Regions from separate parts of the Mus musculus genome. Here all the other regions are linked to region 2. A link is a loop called in an ENCODE intact Hi-C map of the cell type or tissue named here. Cell type or tissue: left cerebral cortex. All regions are shown on one strand. Region 1 holds the start of Rpgrip1l (Rpgrip1-like). Region 2 holds the start of Crnde (colorectal neoplasia differentially expressed (non-protein coding)). Region 3 overlaps Fto (fat mass and obesity associated). Region 4 has its middle 19 kb from the start of Gm36243.

Region 1 (2,500 bases), 1.0 Mb after region 2:
CAAGGGCCTTTGGCCAAATGAGCTACAGACAAGAGAGACTTTTAAGATGGGCAGAATCTGTTGTGTCCACTGAGGGGGACTGAATGCTGATAAGTTAGAACAAATCAATAGGTCCCAACTTTGGGGATGGGGGAAAAGGAAAATATTGAGCTTCCAGTGCTCATCTTCATAACGGACTGTTTATACTCTACCTATGTAATATCTGTCTTGCCATCTGCTGCAATGATATGAAATAATTATGCATTTAATGTAGGTGTCTGATACAAAAAAAAAAAAATGCTGCAAATAAGTCGCCGTTGCTGTTACTGTCATCCCAAGGAGTGTCCACTGTCAGAAAGCTGAACAGCAAGGACGGAGTCCAGGAATGTACTACCCACAGAAGCTATGTAAAGCGTATCTGATGTGCTGACCACGCAGACAAGTCATCTGGCCATTGAGGCAATGCTCCAAATAAAAACATGTCACCATACTAAATCTGTGGCTCAGCTGCGCTCGAGCTGAAAACACACAGGTGGTAAACTGGTAAACTGAGGCTCGAGAGTGGCTACAAATATAACCAAGGAATAGGGACAGAAGCAGGACAGGGACATAGATGTCTATCTTTTCATTTCTGACCAAGACTAACTGTATCCAGATCTGCATCCAGAGCAATATGAATTCACAGCACAGACGTGCGCGCGCACACTCACACCACGTCTGCAGGTCTCTTGCAAACAAGGCCCTGACACCCCTTGGCTTAACGCCGAGCATCCACTCAGCCATCCCAGCGGGTCTGCGGGTCCCCTGCCTCTAGCCCGGGACTAACACAGAATCCCAGACGCCCGGAGCCCCACATACCTTAGCTTCCCGCTCTCGTTCCTCCGCGGTCTGGACGCGCTTCATGCTGCTACTAAAGCCGCCTTCGCCACCGTGGGCCGTGTTCCCCCTCGCCCTGGACCCCGCCTCCTGTGTGTAGTTCTCTCAACGGCTCTCTCCCGCCTGGAGCCATTTGCTCTAATACCTAGAAGAACTACCCTTCCCAGAATGCTGCGCGAGACTCCCGAGTACTCCTTGGGCTCCGGAGCTGAATTTCTCCAGTCAGCTAGCAGGGCTAGCGTAGTCCGCTACGCGACCCGCCGACGGCCCGCACCCTACGGAGAACTACATTTCCCAGTGGGTAACGGGACTCACTGTTTTCCCGTGCTCCTCTGGGCCTGCAGAGGCTCGCGCCCTGGGCGCTATAGCAACCGGTAGCTAGCTGAGGGCGAACGCGGAGGTGAGTACTCTGTGAGGTGGGGGCTAATGCAGGTTGGCTGGCTCTTCCGCGGCCTCACAACTGAGCCTGGAGTCTGTTCGAAGCCCAGGATAGACCTGGGATTCTTGCGTGGAAAGCAGTCCATCCCGACACACCTCCACATCCGCAGGCCTGCATCTGACTCGCCCTGACCGCCCGCCCAGCCAGAAACGCAGCTGATAAGAATTGGCAACCCTAAGTCCTACAACTCAAAGGTCCCAGTCACATTTCACTCTGTTTCCCAGAAACTGGGCTTGGATGGTAGAACCTAAGCCTCCCAAGAGGCTTGTTACTGTTGTTGTTGTTGGCTTGTTACTGTTGTTGTTGTTGCTGCTGCTGCTGATTGTCGATTAGTTTTTAAAAGGGGGTCTCCCTATGCATCCTAGGCTGGCCTTAAACTAGCCTTTTTAGCCCATGCTCGTCTCAAATTCAATCAATAATAGGTCTTGCCTCAAGTTCCCACCACCACAATCAGTTTCTAGTGGCCTATCTTTTATTCTTTATTACTGTTTCTCATCTGACTACTCCCATAGTCTGTTAAAGCCATTACAGGGCAGAGACTTTGTTTAAACTCAGTGCCTGGCATTCATTCATTCATTCATTCATTCAATAAATGATAGCGTTAATGTCTACTATGTGACATCAGATAGCAGAAGAGGAACTATTTGGGGGAGGAAGGAGACCAGTGAGAGGAAGCTAGAGAGATGGGGGGGGGAGTGGTAGGGGACAGATATAAGCAAGAAACTATGATATAGGTGTGAAAATATACTAGGTTAAAAATGCATGACATGACAATGAATTACGATACAACTCTGGGATAATGACAAAGGCTGTTGCTGTAAGCAATAAGCCACAGCAGGGTGGTGGCACACTCAGGACAAATTCAGAGTCTACTCAGGGCATGGTGACACCCGACTTTAATCGTAACACTCTGGAAGTAGAGGCAGGGAGATCTTTGAATTCCAGCCAAGTTTATATAGTGAGATGACCCCCCCCCCCATTTTTTAAAGAAAAAAAAAACACAAGGAAAAAATAGAGAATTTGAGGCCAGTATGTTTAGTGTTCTTGGTGAATTTCATGTCAGCCTAGACAGCCTGGGCTTCCCTTGAAAAAGAAAAGTTAGAAACCAGGAAGAAAATTAACACAGAACAGTAAGGGAAACTCTAAGGAAAGGTCAGTTGGACTGAGCTCTGAAGTATGAGGAGACAGAAGAGCCTTAGGAGCAAG
Region 2 (2,500 bases):
GTGCGAATAGCGAAGTTGGCGGACGTCTTGTTCTCCCGAGAGCTGGGCTGGGAGGTGGTTTTTCTCCCTCCACGCTCCACAGTGGCTTCTCCCTCCTGCCGGAGGTCTCTAGGTTGAGCTGGAGACCTGGAATTCAGATCCCAGGGAGAGTCGATGGATGCCGGCGCTCAGGGCACAGCGAGGCCGAGATGACCGCCTTTCTGCGCCAGCAACTGCAGCAGGTGGGCAAGAGCCAGGCCTAAGTAGAAGGGGCCCCGCTAGCCCTTCCTTCCACCCATCCCTGGCAGACGACGAGAAGAGGCTAGAGAGGAGACTCTGGGGTCTCTGGCTGGGGGTGTGACTTTTCTCTGGAACGAGGAAGGCAGTGGGCAAGAAGTGCCCGACGGAGAAGCTGTTCTACCCGAGTCGGTCCCCCAGACGCCCCCGGCCCCTTGCCATCCCAAGTAGCGATGCCTGCTTCTCATGTCTAGCCACGAGCAGCTTGCCCCGTCAGGTCTGTGGAGCCGGAGGGTGTGGGGTCTCGCCCCTTTTGTTCCACTAAGTCGCCTTCCACCCTCGCTCGCCCCCGCCCCAGTTCCACTGCAAACACTGGGCAGTGAACAGTGTCCAACCCAACCGCTGTTTGTTCAGCGAGGCGCTGGCCCGGCAAACACACACCACAGAGTCCCAGGCAGAGTTCTCGGAACACCCCCTCCCCAAACCCCCCACGGCCACACAGTGAGAAGGCAAAACAGACCCTAGTCCCTGGTCTCCACCTCCCGCCGCCGCAAATTACAAACGCACTGAAGCTTTGGGACAGACAGGGGCGCTGGTAAACCAGGACCGCCGGCGGCAGAGTGCACACACCACACATCAAGCATTTTGTGGCCTTTCACAACCCAGCCACGCGCAGGCTGGAGCGTAACAATACACAAAGTTTCCTGTAATGATTCTCACTAGCCAGCAAGCAGTTTGCTCGGTTGGGGCCGTGGCAAACACTAACCCCACGCGGATCGCACAGGGACCCGCACCGCGGCGCGCATTCACGCACGCGCGCAGACTGCCCCCTCACTTAGCACTCAGGATACAGGTTCCGCCCCCGAGAGGTTGGACCCCGCGGACTACATTCTCCAAGAACCTCTAGGCCTACCCCGCCCTTCCCCTACACAGCTTCGCCTCTGATTGGGCGTTGGTCTCCATTAGCCCCTCCTCTGGATGACGTAATCCGCTTCCCTCGGAGTTCCAGCGCCAGGGGGCGTGGCTGGGAGGGTCTTTGGCTGCGTATTGTCATGGAGACCAGAAGCGGTCGGCTGCTGAAGCGGGCGGCTGCGAGCTAGACTGATCGGCACGCGAAACCGGAGCCCTGGAGAGCGTGCGGCGGCCTGAGGCTGCCTCTCGGGCTGACCATTCCGGGTTCGGGGTAGGCCGGAGCTCTTCAGGGAGCGTCCCCGCCCCGACGCGCGGGTCCCCGCCTCCCGCGTCCGCACCGCCCCCCGGCTCCGCCCGCTCAGCCCGGCTAACGGTCGGCGCGGCCTGCCACGAGGGAGCGTCCGCGGCCCGCGCAGAGCCGCGCACCAAGCCGATGGCGGTGGACGCAGCAGGGCCCCGCGGTCTGAGTGCGGGCAGGCGCGCGTGGGCGTGTCTCCCTGGCCCACGCGTGTCCCCGGCATCAGTGTCTCGGCTCTGGTCCAGGACGAAGACTTCTGAAAGCGAGCCAAGGAGGTTTGTGCCACCGAGAGCCCAAGTCTGTCACGCAGACATCCTCATTACATAATCCTGCCACTTGGGCGACTTGACTGTTTCTGTCTCCCCCTCCCCATCTTGCTCCCCACTCTATATTTTTTCTGCTCTCTCTCTCTCTCTCTCTCTCTTTTTTTTTATTTTTTTTATTTTTTTTATTTTTTTTGGTGTGTGTGAAGGACTAGAAAGTGTCCTGCAAGATATTGAAACATTTAGAATTTGCGATTTTGTTTCTCTGGTTGTCACCTCCGCTCTACATCAAATTTAAGGCTCATTTCTTAAGGATGTCTCTATTTTCTGCTTTATTTGCACACTGATGGCTCTGCTGCTCTGCTGGCCTCAGCCGCCTGCGTCTGATACAGAACCGCGTTAATAAGAGAGGGAAGGCGAAAGCTGATCATTAGCAGGCAGACGGAACTCAGATAGCATCTGGCGTCCTTTTCTCCATGTTTACAAGAAAGCTTTTATATTCTCGCTTGGTAAACACATTCTTGCTGGCAAACACAAGGTTTTAACTTTTTATCTTGATACTAGGGGAGAATCAACACTCCTCCCCACACAAACACCTTTTTTTTTTTTTCCTTTCTGTTCCGTCAGCTTTTCCATTTGGGAAACTGTTCACTTGTTAGCTGTAGTTCCGGGTCTCTTGTCGCTGAAGCTTTTTATACACCAGCAGAGGTAGGACCCTCATGCCAGATCACCAAGACTCGTTTATTCCCCCTTACTGCTGCATTTGTATATTTCTAAACATGTACTAGGGCTAGGTTACTCTGTTTTTAAT
Region 3 (2,500 bases), 820 kb after region 2:
TGCCTCTGCCTGCCTCCAAAGTGAAACCACCGGGGATTGGCAGAAGGCACTTGTCTGACAGGGCCAGGACAGCCTTTCTCCTCCACGACAGCCCGGGCCTACCCTCTTAAACTTGACCCACCGTAATTCCTTCACAATGCAGCAGCGAGGCAGCTGACAGTAGCAGCTGCAGTTCTAAGCGAGATGGATGGAATTTTCATAACTGGTTCCCCAAGTTACATTTTACCTTCAAGATAATTTATGAGCTGCTCTGAAGCCTTGAAGAGACAATATGCTTGCCATAAAATTAACTCTAACAGTCTTGTAGGTTATAATTAACACTGGGAGGGGAACGCCAACTGGACGAAACACATGGCGTAATTGATGGTGAAGCAGGGCGCAGAGGAGGCTGGCAGTGTGACTGCTGCTGCTGCTGCTGCTGCTGCTGCTGAGCACGAGTGTGAGAGCACATGCACACACGCACGCACACAAGTGCACATGCGCACACGCACACAGACACACACTCAGCACAACCCGGGCTTTTCTGAGGCTTCATCACAGTCACCTAGCAGGCCTCATGGCCAGGGACAGAAGAAGCCAGAGCTGAGCAGGGAGGTAGGGGGTTTGAAGCTCAACCCTGGGGCAAGTGGGTGGAGCCACAGAGCGGAAGGGGATGGGCAGCAATCCTGGAACTGTCAAGGAGCTGGGTGGTATACTGACAGCTCAGGCCAGGTCCCACAGGGGAGCCTTCCATGAAAAAAATGACTTCATTAAACAAACAAACAAACAAACAAACAAGCAATCATCTTTGGCAGTGAAGGATACACAAAAAATAGAGAATCAAGATTTCTAAAAAGGTTCTTCCAGGACTCAAGCTAGACACTCAGAACACCACAGAAGGAAGTCTTTTCTACAGTGTGGACATCTCAGGAGCCAACAAAGGTGATCAGTGAAACGTGGATGTTTATTAAATTACAAAGTCCAGGGGTGACAACAGAGGAGGCTAATCAGAAGTCATGCCAATCACTGCGGTTTTTCCTGACATGGCAAGCTGTTTCTGTCTGTGCCTGAATCCTGAACTGCCCGATCGACACTCATGCCTAACACTGGGACCAGTCAAATAATTTTAATGAGCAATTTTAAGGTGACTGGCCTATTTTCCTTCTCTGGTTTGGTTTGTTTTTGTCCTAGGACAAGATACTGGAGAGTTCTGATAAATGACGCAACAGTGCCCCCTGCAGGCCGTCTGTGCTGCACTCCGCCAACCTGGCACCTTCTGAACCAGAAGCCAGCTCAACTTTATCTATAACCTGGAATATTCATTACAGAGTAAATTTGTAAAATACACTGGGGACACCCCTGAGATAGAATAAAATGACTATTCTTCACGTGTAGTAAATTGTTTCCCAGATATAAACATACTGTTCCGCTGACGAGGAACCTGTGATAGAGCAGATAAATCGCTACCCTTTCACCTCAGGGCGCCTGCTCCACTCGGCCTTGATTAACACGGCCCCAAAATTACTTGACCTGGAGGCTGTACAGAGTCTTGGAGGCTCAACTTTGATGTTCTCTCATCTTCCTCCCCACTCTCCTGCCTCCTAAAAAGATTGCAATCAATACAAAAGAAACAACACAGCTATAAAAGGTGGAGACTTCCCGTTAGAAGACTAATGGTGGCGAGATTCATACGGCACGGGCTGCAGATGACTGCCTCGCCGAGAGATGCACTCAGAGCGGCACACACGGCGAGGTGTGCTCAGGTGGCAGAGGAAATAGGTATTTACACACACAATTGCTTATCCCCACACCGGGAAAGACCTGGAAGCACTGGACGTCCTGTACGGTGAGACCGAAGTCAACACACTGAGCCATGTGAGTAGCTGACAGAGCTTTGCCACTGTCCCACTGTGCTCCTAGCAGCGGAGCCAGGCATGCTAACTTAAGTTTCATCTCTACTACTGACTAGCAGTCAGCCTGGGCGACGTGCTCTGTATCCTGAGCTGCAGTCTCATCACAGAGAGCACTGAGCACTTCCAGTTGTTGTCAGCTGGTTCTAGTTCACTATCACTACCGGTGGCTCCACTCCAAGTTTTAAGGGAAAGGAGGGAGAAAGCCATGTCTATGATTGCCGCTCTCCGGGATCTTTTATCCAGGCTGGAAGATGTCACCTGCCTGGAGGGTCACGTGGCTCAAGACGCTGTATTTTAGGTAAAGTTGAATTGATCCAAAGTGTCTGTGAACTGCCTAGATTTTTACACCCAGTTGCTCAGAGAGCCTGGAGCCCAGACCTACATCTGTCATTTCTAGGTGCGAATACTTAGCCCAAGCCCAGAGAAGGACTAGCGCAGGTTGTTTCCTCTCTACACCTCACTCAGCACTAACGGGCCTCCATTATCAGTGTGGGGCTTCACATTTGGACACTCTGCCAAAGGAGAGGGCAGTGTGAAAGAGTGCATTCTTGACTTTGTTCTTTTGGTCCGTCCGGGCACTGTTCTATTGCTGTGAGAAGACAACTTGG
Region 4 (2,500 bases), 1.2 Mb after region 2:
TATCTGTTCTTTCAAAAAGAAAAGCCAGGGATAATGTGAGCCAGCCTGGGACATCACACCAAAGGAACAACAGAAAAGTCCACACCTGATGGTAGGTAAGGCAGAACTAACTACCAGTAGGGGCAGGCAAAGAGAGATGTAGGGTCAGTAGACCTATACTGTGAGCAAATCTGGTTGCAGAGAGGGGTACTGCATACCCAAGGAACCCTCAAAACTTTCTGTGGTTTAATGTGGATGCCACACTGGAGAAGTCCTGGGAGATTGTCCAAAATCAATTTCTCAGAATTTAGTGAGGGATTTCGTGCACAGGACACAGAAAGTTTGGAGGAGAAGGACAGTTGTCATCAGGGCTGGAACTGTGCAGAGGAGTAGCTGGCGACACATGCCTCTTCCTTGCCCCAGCCTCTCTGTAGGTATACAAATGCCACATCTACATTACTAACATTTGTAGCTAGATGATATTTCTTCCAAATTCCTCAATGCTTGAGTGACATTTTTCCCAATAAGTTATTTTTTTAAGAGTATGAGGGTGTTCTGAGACCAGAATGTTTGTGAGTAGCAGTTATATGGATCCTCAAAGATACATCTGTAGTGTGCACACACACTCAAATATTCTTTAAAGCTCTTTCTCCTTTTCTTTCTTTCTCTCCTCTCTGTTTCTCTGTCTCTTTCTCTCTCCCTCTGTGTGTGTGTATGCTGGGGATCAAACTCAGGACCTTGACTGTGCTAAGCATACACTTCACCACTAAGCTAGCCCCCAACCAAAAATGATTGTATTTTTATTGCTTTTACTTATAAAATAATGAGTTTCATTATAACATTTTCAGACATGCATATTATAATACTGTGTGTATGTTCACATATGTAGTTACATCTAGGCTCAGCATGAAGAGAAACACTTGATAACTGTCTCCCTTTCATTACCTTCTCTTCTTCCTCTCTCCCTGTGAGCCCTTTCTCTCCCAAGAAAGCAGAGTGTGCGTTCTCTCTCTCGTGCCTGCTGGACAGACCAACACTGCTGGAGCATAGATGCCTAGCACTGGAGCCTGCCTGAACGAGCCAGGCAGCCCCCAGCAACCAGAAATGCCCAGGTGCTAGCAGCCTGGGTGTAAGGCCTGCTGGTAAAGAGAAGGCACAATCAGGGCAGCAAGGCTAGGTGCCCTGCCATCTCTGCTGCCAGGCCAGACTCTGTCTCAGAGACCTTCTGGGCTACCACAGGCTTAAAAAAAATGTCTGCAGGACTCTTGGGCCTCTTCTTCCCCAAGCTCTGTTGAGGTCAAATGGGGGCTGGGGGGCAGTTAAAGGCTGAAGCCGCCACCACCATCAGCATCCTCCATCCCTGTAAGCTGCACAGCACACGGAAAAGTCTGCGTTTTCTGGTTGTTCAAACTCAGAAAGTTCAGCCAGAGAAGCGCCAAACATCTGCCTTTTACAGCCCAGCACCCCCAGCGCACCGCGCCGCGACAGCCTTTTGTAAGGCTATGGCTCCATCTACAGCCTAAGCAAGGAGCGGATGCACTGGGTTTCTCTGCGAGCAGCGGAGGGGTGGAGCACAGGCTCGCTGCAATTAACACTAATAAAGTGTTTTCTTCTAGCTGCACTGTTTATTCAACGCAGACGCGGCTTACGCTGGAAGTTATTTACTCAGACTATGTCTACAATAACAGCTGTTCAGAATATACCAGAACCTCTTTAGCCAAAATCGGCTTGGAGTCTCTATTTTAAACCACTGTTTGTTATGAATTGAGTTAAATATCCTTTTACCACTGTGTTTCTCTATTGTTGCAATGGAACCCATACAAGCCTTTAAGATGCCAAGATCCCATGTTCTTTCTCATTCTCTCAACAAACATTCAATTAGCACCTACTGTGAGGCTGGTATAGCATTGAGTTAGACTCCATCCCAGTCATCATCAGAAAGAAGGCTGCTCTGACTGGGTGAAGCATTTCCATATGGGTGGAGAAAGAAGGAAAGAAAAGACCAAAACCCTGAGTGATTCAGAAATAGAGACAGAGTAGAAACAGCGGGCATGAATGAGGTCCTTTGATTCAGGCAGAGGCAGAAGCCAACCTCATACATCAGCAACATTTTTATCCTCTTCAGTCATCTTTCCCTCAGAAGTGTAGGTAGGCTGGTCTTGGCTCCACACACCTGGAGCAGGAGGGGCCATGAGTTCAAGACCAGCGTGGGCTTGATCAGTAGCAAGTTTGAGGCCAGCCTGTGTCCAAAAATAAGATATAGTTAGCTGTTTCCTAAATAAGTAACTGTTTTGTGAAGGAAAAAAAAAAGATGAAAGAAAATAACCTGTCAAAATCCTACTGAGCAAAAATAAATTGTATGTTTATAAACATGTCAAGGTCTTATTTTTTTTAAGATTTATTTATTTATTATATGTAAGTACACTGTAGCTGTTTTTCAGACACACTAAAAAAGAGGGCATCCGATCTCATTACAGATGGTTGTGAGCCACCACGTGGTTGCTGGGATTTGAATTCAGGA

The links. Hi-C counts contacts between places; a loop is a spot of excess contacts. Peaks named below come from ENCODE experiments on the same cell type or tissue, not always from the same donor. Only the 100,000 strongest peaks of a DNase experiment are listed, where the experiment ranks them.
Region 1: a loop joins it to region 2, with 3 times the contacts of the local background. A loop is called at or near these places in 9 of 42 quality-filtered maps.
Region 3: a loop joins it to region 2, with 19 times the contacts of the local background. A loop is called at or near these places in 22 of 42 quality-filtered maps.
Region 4: it touches region 2 in a loop (5-fold over the local background); 13 of 42 quality-filtered maps call a loop at or near these places.

Annotation. Positions count from the first base shown.
Region 1 is chr8:91,311,958-91,314,457 of GRCm38, reverse strand. Rpgrip1l (Rpgrip1-like) reads left to right here and starts at 1,236. Exons shown (of 26, transcript NM_173431.2): 1 at 1,236-1,255. Fto (fat mass and obesity associated) reads right to left here and starts at 933. Exons shown (of 9, transcript NM_011936.2): 1 at 838-933. The coding sequence starts at 882. In left cerebral cortex, a CTCF peak has its summit at 1,080; a DNase peak (open chromatin) is centred at 1,041; H3K4me3 peaks cover 1,980 bases; H3K27ac peaks cover 1,305 bases.
Region 2 is chr8:92,354,889-92,357,388 of GRCm38, reverse strand. It overlaps Crnde (colorectal neoplasia differentially expressed (non-protein coding)), which reads left to right and starts at 1,269. Exons shown (of 4, transcript NR_110452.1): 1 at 1,269-1,701. In left cerebral cortex, CTCF peaks have their summits at 1,265 and 1,503; DNase peaks (open chromatin) are centred at 1,184 and 2,054; H3K4me3 peaks cover 1,231 bases.
Region 3 is chr8:91,530,887-91,533,386 of GRCm38, reverse strand. All of the region lies in intron 8 of Fto (fat mass and obesity associated), which reads right to left. Among named protein-coding and RNA genes, the nearest start is that of 4831440D22Rik, 64 kb to the right of the region's middle. In left cerebral cortex, a CTCF peak has its summit at 1,235 (motif pointing left); DNase peaks (open chromatin) are centred at 328 and 1,206; H3K27ac peaks cover 185 bases.
Region 4 is chr8:91,190,001-91,192,500 of GRCm38, reverse strand. No RefSeq gene overlaps it. Among named protein-coding and RNA genes, the nearest start is that of Gm36243, 19 kb to the left of the region's middle. In left cerebral cortex, a CTCF peak has its summit at 1,487; a DNase peak (open chromatin) is centred at 1,483.